2 separate regions of the Homo sapiens genome follow, and region 1 is linked to region 2. Evidence: chromatin loops called from intact Hi-C (ENCODE). Cell type or tissue: endothelial cell of umbilical vein. All regions are shown on one strand. Links, peaks and the distances in the headings refer to the core of each region. The heading gives the core; the rest is flanking DNA. Region 1 holds the start of IHH (Indian hedgehog signaling molecule). Region 2 holds the start of ABCB6 (ATP binding cassette subfamily B member 6 (LAN blood group)).

Region 1 (10,767 bases), core at 3,799-6,298, 160 kb after region 2:
GCTCTGGGTTCAAATTTTAGCTCTGGGACCCCAGGCAAGTTACTTGGCATCTAGATCTTGGAGTTATAAATTTGTAAAATGAGAATAATGTCATGCACAGAGGATTATTGTGGAGATTTTACTAATTGTGTAAAGCACCTGGCAGAGAGAAAAGACTTGATACACGCTGGTCTCCCTCTGCTTCTCCAGCACACACCCTAATCACTGTTCCTAAATTAGCCTGGCAGAGGAGGGTCTGGTCTTGGTGAAGCCCAGTCTCAACCAACGAGGTGGCTCTGCTGCAGAGGCACACCTGATGGCAAGCTATGGGAGTACTTATAGCATAAAAACTTATTTGACATGGATCAGATCTTTACCAGATTTGTATTTAATAGGTTAGAATTACAGTCTGAGAGAGGAGAAATGAGAGGAAGAATGGAAAAGCTAATAAATGGTTATAAATTAGAACCTCTGAGAGAACTTAAAGAAATTGTCTTTTACTTGGAGAAAAGAAGATTGAAAGCAATTTAACAACTCTTCAAGACAATGCATGAAGGATAATCAGCAGGATAATGGCCCTAATCCCTAAGGCCAGAAAAAGAGGAACGAGTTGAATTTGCATTAGAGAGGGAGGGAGATAGATTAAATTTAAGGCGAAATTTCTCTAGAAGAATATTATTAAACAGTGGGATAGGTGACCGCAGAAGCCTATGGAATTTTCTTTCATGGAACTCCATAAAAACAGAGAGCCCCTGTTTGGTTTGTGAGAGGTACTGACCCTGTTCCAGAAATCTGAGGTAGAGGGGCAGGAGGGAAAGGGGATGGAGAATATCGCAGAGATAGTTCTTGAGCCCTGGAAAATACAAGTTAAAGCACTTGGAAGGCTTTCAGGGAAAAGAAGCAACATTCATCTTTGACTAGGAAACAGAATCTGAATGCTAATGCAAGAGAGAACATGCGGGGTGGGGAGAAGGTGCGGGCAAAGGGGAGGAAAGGAGGCGATCCATTTTGTTTCCACATTGCAGGCACCACTCCACTCCTAGTGGAGCAATCCTAAATTTCTTTCTGTGGGCCTCAGTTTCCTTTTCTGTAATATCAAGCGCTTAGATTAAGCACTCTCTTGAGTCTCATCCAATCCTGAATTTGTGTTTATAAAACCGATCCAGAGAGTGTGAGTAAATCTGTGAACAGCTACTTCAGCCCCGAACCCAGTGGTGTTGAGTGGACTGGTCCTGCACAGAGGGACAATGCACCTGCATGGGCAAAAACTGGGGCTGGGCCAGAGTCATGGGCTTCAATCCCTGCTTTTCAGCCACTAGCAAGTTGTTCATCTTCTCTGAACTTCAATATCTTCATTCGTAAAATGTGGACAGTAATAGCTCCTTTGGCCGTTTCGAGTTTAAATTAGATAATGCAAGTAGAAGACATAGTACAATAATATCTAATAACTACCATGTTCAGGAATATAAGTACCAATAAAATGGTACCTATTGTATTAATAGCATTTGAGTGAGAATTTTTAAGTCTTTTTATTTCTCATCTTTTCATTTCTACCTTTATTGGATTTGTAGAATCTATTACAGTCAAATCATATAGTTTGGTGTTGTGGTGGTGATGTTTTTTGTTTGCTTTTTAACACACTTGCCTTTACTTGTTTTGGCAGAAGGGATCCTAATTCATTCAGCTTTCTCGAATGTCATATAAAAACACATAACACATGTTCACGTTCCTAGTTGTTTCTACATATTCTCTGCTCTTTTAGATGTGTAATATAGAACCAAGTAATTATTTAGCAGTTCCGGTGGCTTTGCATCATTTTGGCATTCATACCAAGCCCCCGTTACTGAGATCTTTGCTGCCCCTCTTTAACATGGTCAGTCGGGGTTCCTCGGTATTCTGTTGACGTCACCATTTTAGCTACCCTTCTCTGCATATTGACCTATCCCTTTGCAACTTCATATTGTCACTTTCAACAGTGTTTCCAACTTAAAACCCCCTATTTGACTCTTCAAAAGGCTAGACTCCCCATCCCCAGTTTGACACCGACAGGCAGGCTGTGGGATGTGCACCAGGTTGATACAGAACCCAGCTCCACCAAGCTGAAAGGGCGCGTCGCCCGGGCCAGGGTGGGGCACCAGGTTATGAGTGGCCTCCTGCCTTTTGGGTTTGCTTCCCCGCAGGGGACACCGTAGGCGGCTGTGCGGTCCGGCCACTGCCCCCCGCCCCTCGCGTCCGGCCGCGCCGTGGGTTGCGGTCTCCGTGGGGGTGGCAGCTCCTGTCCGGGAGGTTTGCGCCTGGCGGGGCACCCCAGAGCCGCGAAGAGCCGGTAGGCGAGGCCAGGGCGGGGTGGGGCGCGTCCAGGCGGGGAGGGCAAACTCGGGCAGCGCAGGGGGCGCAGAGGGCAGCGGGCGGGCGGACGCGCGGCGGAGGCGCGAGCGGGACGAGGGCTGGCTAGTGCCGGGGCCGCCCGCCCGAGGGGGAGGAGGCTGTGCTGCCCTTGCTGCAGGTTCGCTGTCGAGCGCACAGGAGGCAGGGACATGGGTAGGGTGCGGTCTGCGCGGGGCCCGAGCCCGGATCTCTTCCATTTCCCCTCTCACTCGGCCCCGGGCTGCGCCGCAGACGGCAGCAGCTCCCGCTCCGCCCGAGCCGCCTGACCGCCGGGCCGGGGTGCTAACCGCGGGGCCCTGCAGCCCGCCGGCCCGGCCAGCCCAGCCCAGCCCGGCGGCCCGCAGCCCCGCCGCCCGCCGCCCCCCGCCGCCGCCGCGTTGCCAAAACAAACGGGCCGGCCTATTTATTGGCGGCCGGCGAGCCCGGCAGCTCAGAGTCGAGGCGCCGAGGGGGACAGCGCGCCGCCACCAGCTCGGGCCCTGGGCCCCCGCCCCGCACTTGAGTCCCGCCGGCCCTGGCCGCACCACGCCGCCCATGGCGCCCCCGCCTGGAGCCCCCCGGAGCCACCCGGACGCCTGAGCCCCCGCAGCGCTCCCGTCGACGCGCCTGCCCATCAGCCCACCAGGAGACCTCGCCCGCCGCTCCCCCGGGCTCCCCGGCCATGTCTCCCGCCCGGCTCCGGCCCCGACTGCACTTCTGCCTGGTCCTGTTGCTGCTGCTGGTGGTGCCGGCGGCATGGGGCTGCGGGCCGGGTCGGGTGGTGGGCAGCCGCCGGCGACCGCCACGCAAACTCGTGCCGCTCGCCTACAAGCAGTTCAGCCCCAATGTGCCCGAGAAGACCCTGGGCGCCAGCGGACGCTATGAAGGCAAGATCGCTCGCAGCTCCGAGCGCTTCAAGGAGCTCACCCCCAATTACAATCCAGACATCATCTTCAAGGACGAGGAGAACACAGGCGCCGACCGCCTCATGACCCAGGTGAGCGCGATCCGCCCTACCAGCGCGCCGCCACCGAAGCACGGCCACCTGCCCGGCCCTACCCACCCCCTGGCACATTTTCTCGACTGGCTGGCACGCTCCCTGGCACCTGCCCCTCTCGCCAAGCCCCGCTGCCTCCTGCCCAAGATGGGCTGGCCAGGGGTCCAGGCAGGAGTGTCGGCATCCCCAAGCCCGGAGGAGACTGCTAGAAGAGCTCCCCGCTGCCAAGCCCCACAGCCCAGCAGGTTGGCGGCGGCTCCTCTGCCCCAAAGTACTGGCAGCTCAGCCAGACGCTGCACCCGGAGGTACCTCTACCCGGCTGCCTCCTGCGCCTCCAGGACCCACGCAGTCCCTCCCGGCCTAACCTTCTGCACAGCTGTGCCCCTTTCATTTTGAAACTTTTCGGCACCCCTGAGGCAAAGAATCTCTGGGTGCGTAGGGTCACCACGGCCTTTCCTCCCTGTGCGCTCTTGGTTCTACGGGCTGCCCCTTCCAGGAGCAGCGTCCCGGCTGGGTCTGGGGTTAAGAACAGCGAGGAAGAGTTGAATCGGGAGGCGGAGGTGGGAAAAGGAACCTGCCCAGCGAGCCCACGTGTCTGTCCGGAGAGCTGAGGGGTGCTACTGCGGTGGAAGGGTGGGTTATTGGGGCCTTCGGGCTCTGGGACTGAGCTTAGGGGATTCCTGGGCTTGGTGGTGGGGACGGGAAGGAGTGGAAAAGAGGGGCTGAGATGCCGAGGGAGGCAGGGACCAGGGCTGACGCTAGTCTCTGCATGCTGGAGTAGGACCCGCGCTCCACCCAAGCTTAGAGGCGCAAATTCCTTCCCAGCAGCCAGGTCCGCGAGGGGAGAGACCTTCACCCCCTTCCTTCGGGGTCTCCCGAGGCTTCCCCCTGAAAGCAGGCCCCTGGCTTTCTAGATCCGTTGGGAAGAGCAGCTAGACTCAGGGCCCTCAGCATGCACCCTGGCGCCGGGGCTGGCCGGCCAGTGTCGGGGCCGAAGGTTGGCTGGTGGCCGGGCCGGGCCGGGCGCCGAGGAATGCAGATAAGGATCCGGGCCACGGGCTGGGCAATCATTGACAGCGCACGCCCGGGCTCTGGACCCGAGAGGGGGCGGTGGCAGTGAGGGAGAGAGGCGGGGAACCAGGGCTGCAGGCGGGCATAGGTGCGGGGCTAGAAGCCTGACGGCAGGGTCTACGAAGGAGCAAGCGGAGCTCCCTCCCTGGGCAGTAAGCACCCCCAGCCAGGCTGTGCACCAGCGAGGACCTGCGAGGCCCTGGGTTGTAGCTGCTATTGGCTCCTAGGAAGGCTGAGTCCAAGGGTCTGTGAGGCCCGGGCTCTGCAGGGTGGGGGTAGGTTGAGACTTGGGCTGCCCACACTTGTTGGCGCCTCGAATCTCAGAGTCTCAGAGTCGAGGACTGGTGGAAGGGCCTTTCCCCTCAGACCAAGGCCCTGGCCCCAGCTTCTTCTCAGAGTCAGCTGCACAGTCTCTTGGGCTCTCAGGACCCAGGCACACCAGGAGGCAGCAACCAAGGATGACCGCTTCGGTCCTTCCCCCAGGGCGCGGCTCTACCCCAACTCCACGTGAGGAGGATGGTGGAGCTGGCTCCCTGAGATCAGAAGCTTGGTTTATGGAGTTCCTTCCTACGGTATAGGGGCGGGGCACCGGTGCAGAGGTCCTGGAGGTCTGGGATTGTCAGCCCCTTTTGCGCCTTGCAGAGGAAGACGTTGCATGTGGCCCCCCATTGGGCGGCCCTGGCGCTAATCCGCCGGTTTCTGGTTCCCTGGCCCTGTCATCTCTGGCGGGGTTGTGGGCCGGTTTAAGATTATAAGAGGGTCCCGGCGGGAATCCTCGGTGGTGCTCGAGGGATCCAGGCAGGCCGGCGATTCCCCTCCAACACACCCCCTGAAGCTACCGAGACGCTCTGCACCTGCCGCGCCTCCAGAGCCTGTCGTCCCCAGGCCTCAGCCCTGAGGCTGCGGTGACACCTACTGGGCACCTCGGGCCTTGCACGCCTCGCAGGCCGGCCGCAGGCAGTCGGCTCTGCTGCCACTCCTCCCTCCCGGCCGCTGGCTGGCCCTCCTGCCTTGGAGGCACAGAGGGACCGGGCGCTGAAAGGTGTAGTCCTGTCTGTGGAGGGATGGATACCCGGAGCTGAAGACAGCACAGGAGAGAGGGGACCTCCACCTACCAGTGAAGGCGCCGCCAGGGCGCTTGCCTCCATGCCTCCTCCAGATTTGTGATACCGCCGTGCGGTCCAGATCCCCGGGGGCGGCTGTATGCTAGGGAGGGAGCACTTCAGGGCCCTCTGTTCCTAAGGGAGAGGGACAGCACCCTCCCGGGCTTCCAGCTCCCTTGGGTGTGGCGGGAGAGTTCTGGGCGAGGCTGCGCCTACACCTGCACCTCGGCCGGCTCCTCCGGCTGATTTCGCTCTGGTTGATTTCGCGCACATTCCTCTCCCAGCGCTGCAAGGACCGCCTGAACTCGCTGGCTATCTCGGTGATGAACCAGTGGCCCGGTGTGAAGCTGCGGGTGACCGAGGGCTGGGACGAGGACGGCCACCACTCAGAGGAGTCCCTGCATTATGAGGGCCGCGCGGTGGACATCACCACATCAGACCGCGACCGCAATAAGTATGGACTGCTGGCGCGCTTGGCAGTGGAGGCCGGCTTTGACTGGGTGTATTACGAGTCAAAGGCCCACGTGCATTGCTCCGTCAAGTCCGGTGAGCCGCCGCCGGGGGGCTGGGCCCGGGGCCGGGGCCGCAGGGCATGGGCAGGAGGAGTAGTGCCGAGAAGGTGAAGAGCCCGCCCGGGGATGGAGGCAGGGATCCGGGGGAAGAGGACATCAGCGGCGCTCTCCAAGGCTGCTCCTGACCGTGACTGCCTGCTCATCCCATGCCTGGCAGTGTCATGGTAGGAGCCTAGGGCGATAGGGCCCTGTCCCAGGGCTGCTGGGTGCTGACCTGGTGGCCCACAGTCCAGAGCCTGCCACAGGAGGTGCAAGACAGAGCAAGCTGGACAGATGGAGGAAGCCAGGCTGCCAGACAAGGCCTCCCCACCCCACCTGGCACAGAACAAGGCGGGTGGTGGGGCCAGGAGCCGGGGTATGCCCAGACACCTGCATGCCTGACCAGGAGCCCAGAGGCTCAGAACCCACCACCCAGCTGCAGGTCAGCCCTCCCTGGGGCGCAGGCGTCCCCAACCTCTCCCCCTGTGCCCTGAAGCTGGACATTTTGGGGCAAAGCCAGCCAGGAGAGCCAGACTAAACAAAGTGGACTCAATAAAGTGGATTTTCCCAGATTGGCCGCATTGTTGATCAGAATTGGCAGGCACTGGGGCCTCACCCCTCCCTCAAGTCTTGTCAGCACCCTGTCACCTACACTGAACCCAGCCATGGAGGCTCCAAATGGTTCCTGTGTGGCTCCCAGCCAAGCCCCACCTGGCTGCCGGCTCAGCCTTTCACACTGGCAGCGTGTAATAGTTGCACTCTCATAGACCCGCACACTGAGCCCAGGCCCACATTTTGATATTCCTGACCCTACCCTGACCCACAACCACACCCTGAACCTTCCACTCAATACTTCCCCTGCCAACTGTGTCTACTGCAAGGCCCATCCACCCTTCACTGCAAACATTGACCCACGACAACCACTTCCATTCATTACTCCTGACCCCCAAACACTGTTCTCCAGCTCACCTGCTGATGCCGCAGTGTTCTGTCCCTGCACAGGGACTCAGCATGTGAACTGAAGATGGTGACTGTGTCCTCGCCCCTGGCCTGCCCCTGACCCAAACATTCACTCCGAGGCTGCCCAGGAGTCTGCCTTTGCCCCACTGGGTGGGCTCCTCTCACATCCCTACATTCAAAGGTCCAGCTCTGTTACAGAACCTGGGGAGTCAGCCTGAGAGGGCAATTTTTGGGAAGTGTCTGAGCAAGGGGTGAGAAATAACAGAACATCTAGGCCTCGGAGGAGCTAAGCAACCTCCCCCTTCCATGAGGTAGCCCTTTCCTTCTCATCCACTGGGTCTTGGAGCCCCACTATGCTCCTTGGCAAGGTATTAGGCTGGGGAGGGGGGTCACAGAAGATCACATTGGAGTAAGGGGATGGGGGCAGTGAAGTATGGGTTCAAGCCTGCATAGGAAGTGGGGGGCAGGAGCTGGGATATGGTGACGGGGGCTCTCTGGGAGCAAGAGGAGCTCTGGCTGGCTGGGGTGGCCAAGGGAGGGTCGTTGTGACCAGGAGGCTGAGCTGCACAGCAGTAACACCTTCATGTCCCTTTCTCCCACAGAGCACTCGGCCGCAGCCAAGACGGGCGGCTGCTTCCCTGCCGGAGCCCAGGTACGCCTGGAGAGTGGGGCGCGTGTGGCCTTGTCAGCCGTGAGGCCGGGAGACCGTGTGCTGGCCATGGGGGAGGATGGGAGCCCCACCTTCAGCGATGTGCTCATTTTCCTGGACCGCGAGCCTCACAGGCTGAGAGCCTTCCAGGTCATCGAGACTCAGGACCCCCCACGCCGCCTGGCACTCACACCCGCTCACCTGCTCTTTACGGCTGACAATCACACGGAGCCGGCAGCCCGCTTCCGGGCCACATTTGCCAGCCACGTGCAGCCTGGCCAGTACGTGCTGGTGGCTGGGGTGCCAGGCCTGCAGCCTGCCCGCGTGGCAGCTGTCTCTACACACGTGGCCCTCGGGGCCTACGCCCCGCTCACAAAGCATGGGACACTGGTGGTGGAGGATGTGGTGGCATCCTGCTTCGCGGCCGTGGCTGACCACCACCTGGCTCAGTTGGCCTTCTGGCCCCTGAGACTCTTTCACAGCTTGGCATGGGGCAGCTGGACTCCGGGGGAGGGTGTGCATTGGTACCCCCAGCTGCTCTACCGCCTGGGGCGTCTCCTGCTAGAAGAGGGCAGCTTCCACCCACTGGGCATGTCCGGGGCAGGGAGCTGAAAGGACTCCACCGCTGCCCTCCTGGAACTGCTGTACTGGGTCCAGAAGCCTCTCAGCCAGGAGGGAGCTGGCCCTGGAAGGGACCTGAGCTGGGGGACACTGGCTCCTGCCATCTCCTCTGCCATGAAGATACACCATTGAGACTTGACTGGGCAACACCAGCGTCCCCCACCCCCGTCGTGGTGTAGTCATAGAGCTGCAAGCTGAGCTGGCGAGGGGATGGTTGTTGACCCCTCTCTCCTAGAGACCTTGAGGCTGGCACGGCGACTCCCAACTCAGCCTGCTCTCACTACGAGTTTTCATACTCTGCCTCCCCCATTGGGGAGGGCCCATTCCATCCATCTTAGGCCCCTTTGGGTGGGCTTGCGCCTCAGTTGATGCTGCTAAATTCCCTGGGAGCCAGCATGGATCTGGCTGGACCCGATGCTGTCCAGAACTGGGAAGGCCACAGGGGTGGGGCAGCCATCCCGGCCATTCTGAGGTATGACATTCCTCCCCGGCCACACTCCTCAAGACACATCCAGAGACTGTTGCTGTCTGTGGGCAGAGTTCTGTGTTCTGGCCAATGTGACCGTAGTGCCGGGGACTGGGGGAGGTGGGTTGGATGTGCTTGCCACCCCCCCGGCTAAGCTCCCCCTTCTGCTGAACCATGATCCCCACCCCCTCCGCCGGTCAGTCTCCCATACCTTATTTATTGGAGTGGAGGGGGAAGCCCATGGGAGAATTTTGGGGATGTTTTGGTCTTTTCTTCCTTTTGTAATAAAAATTATTTAAGTTGTTAGAGCCACAGAGTCCAGGATGCTCACAGATAGTTTGGAGCCCTGGAAGGTTGTGTCCAGGGTTTTCTCCCCTCCTCGGAGAGGCCTGGCTCACCTTCCTCCAAGGACAAAAACTCCAGGCCTCCCACCCTCACTGCAGGTCCATTCCCACCCAGTAGCTCTGCAAAGCCCCTACAGAGAGCTGTGCTCTGCACAGGGCAGGACCTTCCCACACTGACCTCACCATTTACCCCAAACAAGGATGGACCCGAGAGAGAACAGAGTTGACTAGTCCATGGTCACCTTACTCATCTATAACCATGCCCTTGTGCTCTCAGGGCCTGGGCTTCTGACTCTTCCCTGTTGGTAATGGACCACAGTGTGAAAAGATTCTGTAAAATTCACGTTGTCTTGTGGGCTATTCTGACTTCTCGGACAGGTCAGAGATCCCTAATCTAGCAGTTCTCAAATGTCAGGATCACCTGGGAAGCTTGTTTAAAGATGATTCCTGGCCCCACTTCCAGGATTCCACTTTTTTTTTTTTTTTTTTTTTTGAGACAGAGTCTTACTCTATTGGCCAGGCTGGAGTGCAGTAGCGCAATCTTGGCTCACTGCAATCTCTGCCTCCTGGGTTCACACCATTCTCCTGCCTCAGCCTCCTGAGTAGGTGGGACTACAGGCACACGCCACCATGCCTGGCTAATTTTTATTTGTATTTTTACTGGAGACGGGGTTTCACCGTGTTAGCCAGGATGGTCTCGATCTCATGTCCTTGTGATCCACCCACCTCAGCCTCCCAAAGTGCTGGGATTACAGGCAGGAGCCACCACGCCCGGCCCAGGATTCCACTTTAATAGATCCAGTGCAAAGCCCAGGAGCTTAGTTTTGCAAACACCCCAAACATGGCAGATGGTCCATGGGCCACACTCAAGAACTGCTGCTTAGTCCAGAGGAGGCCTGGTTTACTGCCAAGACAGCATGACCCCCTTCTTTACTTTCCCTCCATCTCTCCATCCCAAGGCAAGTTTTTCTATACTCGCTATAGATAAGCTGAGATTCTAGGTCCAGTGGTACAAAATTTTCAGGAGTTTTGTGAGTCAGTTGAAATAGGCACAGTGGCCATAGAACTCTGGAAACTGGCAGAGACTACCAATTAGGGTTTCCCCCCACCTTGGGGAGCCAGTTGTTGAAGTGTGCCACTGCCCAGGCTCTGCCCTTTTACACAGATGTCTGTGTTGAAAGTGGTGGGGATGACTGTTCAGACTCTTAGTTTACCCTGTCCTCACATCCACTGAAGAAAATGCCAGAGAAAACCATTATTCTGGGGTCTGTGTCATCTGGAGAAATAGGGCCCCACTGGCTGTACTGATAACTGCTATCATTTTTGATGACTAACCATTGCTAGGCATTATTCTAGATCTTTACACTCAGTAGGCCACTTAGTGCTCATAATGACCCTATGTGGTGTGTACTTTATTTAATATTACCACTTTCCAGAAAAGAACACAGAGGCACAGGGAGGTTAAGAAACTTGCCCAGGAGTACACAAGAAGCGACAGAAGCAGAATTTGAATCCTTCCAGACTGGCTCTTGGGTCCATTGTTTTTATCCCCAAGCTTTTCCCCTGGGGAACTCAGGTTCTCTCTGGTAGGTCGCACTCAGCATTTGAGGTCTGGAAATCTGCTTTGTCAACACATCTAGAGTGGACCCATCTCTCTGT
Region 2 (2,500 bases), core at 1-2,500:
CCTCAACCCCTGCAACCTTCCCTAGCCCCCTCAATAGATGAGCAGGTCAGGCTGTGGCCCTTACCTCACCCGCAGTTCTCGCCCAGTGCTGCAGCCGGCTCACCTCTCTCCGCTTCTTGCACATCACTGGCCTGTGTGTGCTGCTTGCTCCTGTTCTGTTCGCTTGCTCCCGTTCCGTTCGGCTTTTGCTTTGCGTTAGGGTGAAGACCCTAGCGTCCAGCTCCCCTCAACGCTATATTTTGACACTAAAAAAGAAGGTTTCTAAATTGTAGGAGCAGGATGGAAATACTTTGCTGCCCTTGCCATCTTTTAGGATGGGCCCCCAGGAGACTGAGGTCTTCCTGGGCCCTCATTGCTGCTTATCGTACCCCCCATCACCTGCACATGGGACAGACCGGGCTGGAGGGTGACCTTGGCTGTGTGCGTCCCAGCAAAAGAGCTCTGGCCCGCATCTCGCTGTGCCCTGAAGGGGGATGAAGGGCGATGCCTCGCCCGAGGCTTTGGGCTGCTGCACTGCATGCTGGGACTGCTCCTACTCTCTGTCCCACCCCTCACCCAGCTGTGGTCCGGCTTTGGGAGAGTGGTGAATTGCGCTGCCCGAACTCGGAGCGGAGCAGGGTAGGGACCGTGTACAGCTTGATAACCCTTAATAAAAAGGGAGTTTGACCAGACTTCTTGTTGTCTCGCGCGGCTAGAATCCTGGGAACAAGAGAAATGGGATGGGGACTCTGCCGGGGTCTAGAAGAAAGTATGTTTAGGCCGTCGCTCAGATACGCTGAGCAAGGCGGCTGGCGGAAGGGCAGCTTCCGACCCACAGTTCCGTGGAGGTCTGTGTCCTGCCCCGAGCCAGGATTCCGTGAGGTCTGTTTCCAGCCCCGAGCCACGATTCCGTGGAGGTTTCCAGCTCGGCCTGGTCGTCAGATTTCCCGCCCTGGGCACGTGACCAAGCCGGCTCTGCTTCTCTAATTTGCATTCGTTGCCTGCACCATTCCCCCCGCTCCCCCCTCGGAGACATTTGGCCAATGGGAGCCGTGGGTAGGGGCTGTGGGCGGGGCTACAGCCGTGGAGCGCGGTGCGAGTCCAACACCGAGCATTCCCGTGGGCCTGCAGTTGGCAGGAGGGTCCCGGGCCCAGAGCCAGCGGGGCCGTGCTGAGACGGCGTACGTGCCCTGCGTGAGTGCGTGGCGGCGGCGCGTGCGCTAGGGGAGTGGGCGGTGAGGCCTGGTCCACGTGCGTCCCTTCCCGGGACCCCCGCAGCTTGGCGCCCAGCGGCTACGTGAGCCAAGGCACCCGGATGTCCGCGCCCCTCTCCGAGTGACCAGTCCCGGCCTCCGGTCCCGCAGTGCCCGCAGCCTCGGCCGGCGTCCACGCATTGCCATGGTGACTGTGGGCAACTACTGCGAGGCCGAAGGGCCCGTGGGTCCGGCCTGGATGCAGGATGGCCTGAGTCCCTGCTTCTTCTTCACGCTCGTGCCCTCGACGCGGATGGCTCTGGGGACTCTGGCCTTGGTGCTGGCTCTTCCCTGCAGACGCCGGGAGCGGCCCGCTGGTGCTGATTCGCTGTCTTGGGGGGCCGGCCCTCGCATCTCTCCCTACGTGCTGCAGCTGCTTCTGGCCACACTTCAGGCGGCGCTGCCCCTGGCCGGCCTGGCTGGCCGGGTGGGCACTGCCCGGGGGGCCCCACTGCCAAGCTATCTACTTCTGGCCTCCGTGCTGGAGAGTCTGGCCGGCGCCTGTGGCCTGTGGCTGCTTGTCGTGGAGCGGAGCCAGGCACGGCAGCGTCTGGCAATGGGCATCTGGATCAAGTTCAGGCACAGCCCTGGTCTCCTGCTCCTCTGGACTGTGGCGTTTGCAGCTGAGAACTTGGCCCTGGTGTCTTGGAACAGCCCACAGTGGTGGTGGGCAAGGGCAGACTTGGGCCAGCAGGTGAGGGACTCTGTGGGAAGGGGGAAGCCTCTGCTGGCCGGGCTTGGGAGAAAGCACTGCATGTCCAGTCACACTGCTTCCAGGCTTTAGGATGCCTCTAAGCAAAGGGAGAAGGGAGGGGCTGAGTCCTGCCGGGAGCTGATAGCCAGCTGGTGGGGTGTGTCTTTGCTGAGTCACTGTGGTTTTGCTTTTTTTTTTTTTTTTAAGCCTGTAAGTGCTGAATGTGTTCATGACACCAGTCCCCGGCCCTATTATAAGTAGTAATACAATGAAATTTTATCCTCAATGATACTCTCTCCACTTATATTTCATTCTAGGTTCAGTTTAGCCTGTGGGTGCTGCGGTATGTGGTCTCTGGAGGGCTGTTTGTCCTGGGTCTCTGGGCCCCTGGACTTCGTCCCCAGTCCTATACATTGCAGGTTCATGAAGAGGACCAAGATGTGGAAAGGAGCCAGGTACACCTCAGTTTCTTTTTTTTTTTGGAGACGGAGTCTTGCTCTGTCACCAGGCTGGAGTGCAGTGGCGTGATCTCAGCTCACTGCAACCTCCACCTCCCGGGTTCAAGCGATTCTCC

The links. A loop is a pair of places that touch in the nucleus more often than their neighbours do. Peaks named below come from ENCODE experiments on the same cell type or tissue, not always from the same donor. Only the 100,000 strongest peaks of a DNase experiment are listed, where the experiment ranks them.
Region 1: it touches region 2 in a loop (3.0-fold over the local background); 9 of 110 quality-filtered maps call a loop at or near these places.

What each region holds. Positions count from the first base shown.
Region 1 is chr2:219,052,729-219,063,495 of GRCh38, reverse strand. IHH (Indian hedgehog signaling molecule) reads left to right here and starts at 2,575. Exons shown (of 3, transcript NM_002181.4): 1 at 2,575-3,343; 2 at 5,802-6,063; 3 at 7,631-9,072. The coding sequence starts at 3,029. The coding sequence ends at 8,289. It overlaps MIR3131 (microRNA 3131), which reads left to right and starts at 4,746; the gene lies at 4,746-4,808. It overlaps LOC124906120 (a long non-coding RNA gene), which reads right to left and starts at 1,803. Exons shown (of 3, transcript XR_007088092.1): 1 at 1-1,803. In endothelial cell of umbilical vein, for the core only: a CTCF peak has its summit at 5,332 (motif pointing left); a DNase peak (open chromatin) is centred at 5,325; H3K27me3 peaks cover 1,779 bases.
Region 2 is chr2:219,217,551-219,220,050 of GRCh38, reverse strand. ABCB6 (ATP binding cassette subfamily B member 6 (LAN blood group)) reads left to right here and starts at 1,093. Exons shown (of 19, transcript NM_005689.4): 1 at 1,093-1,926; 2 at 2,244-2,381. The coding sequence starts at 1,378. It overlaps ATG9A (autophagy related 9A), which reads left to right. Exons shown (of 16, transcript NM_001077198.3): 16 at 1-671. RefSeq lists a silencer at 1,654-1,763 and an enhancer at 1,009-1,876. In endothelial cell of umbilical vein, for the core only: no CTCF peak of the experiment used is centred there; DNase peaks (open chromatin) are centred at 1,030, 1,510 and 2,040; H3K4me3 peaks cover 1,384 bases; H3K27ac peaks cover 2,036 bases.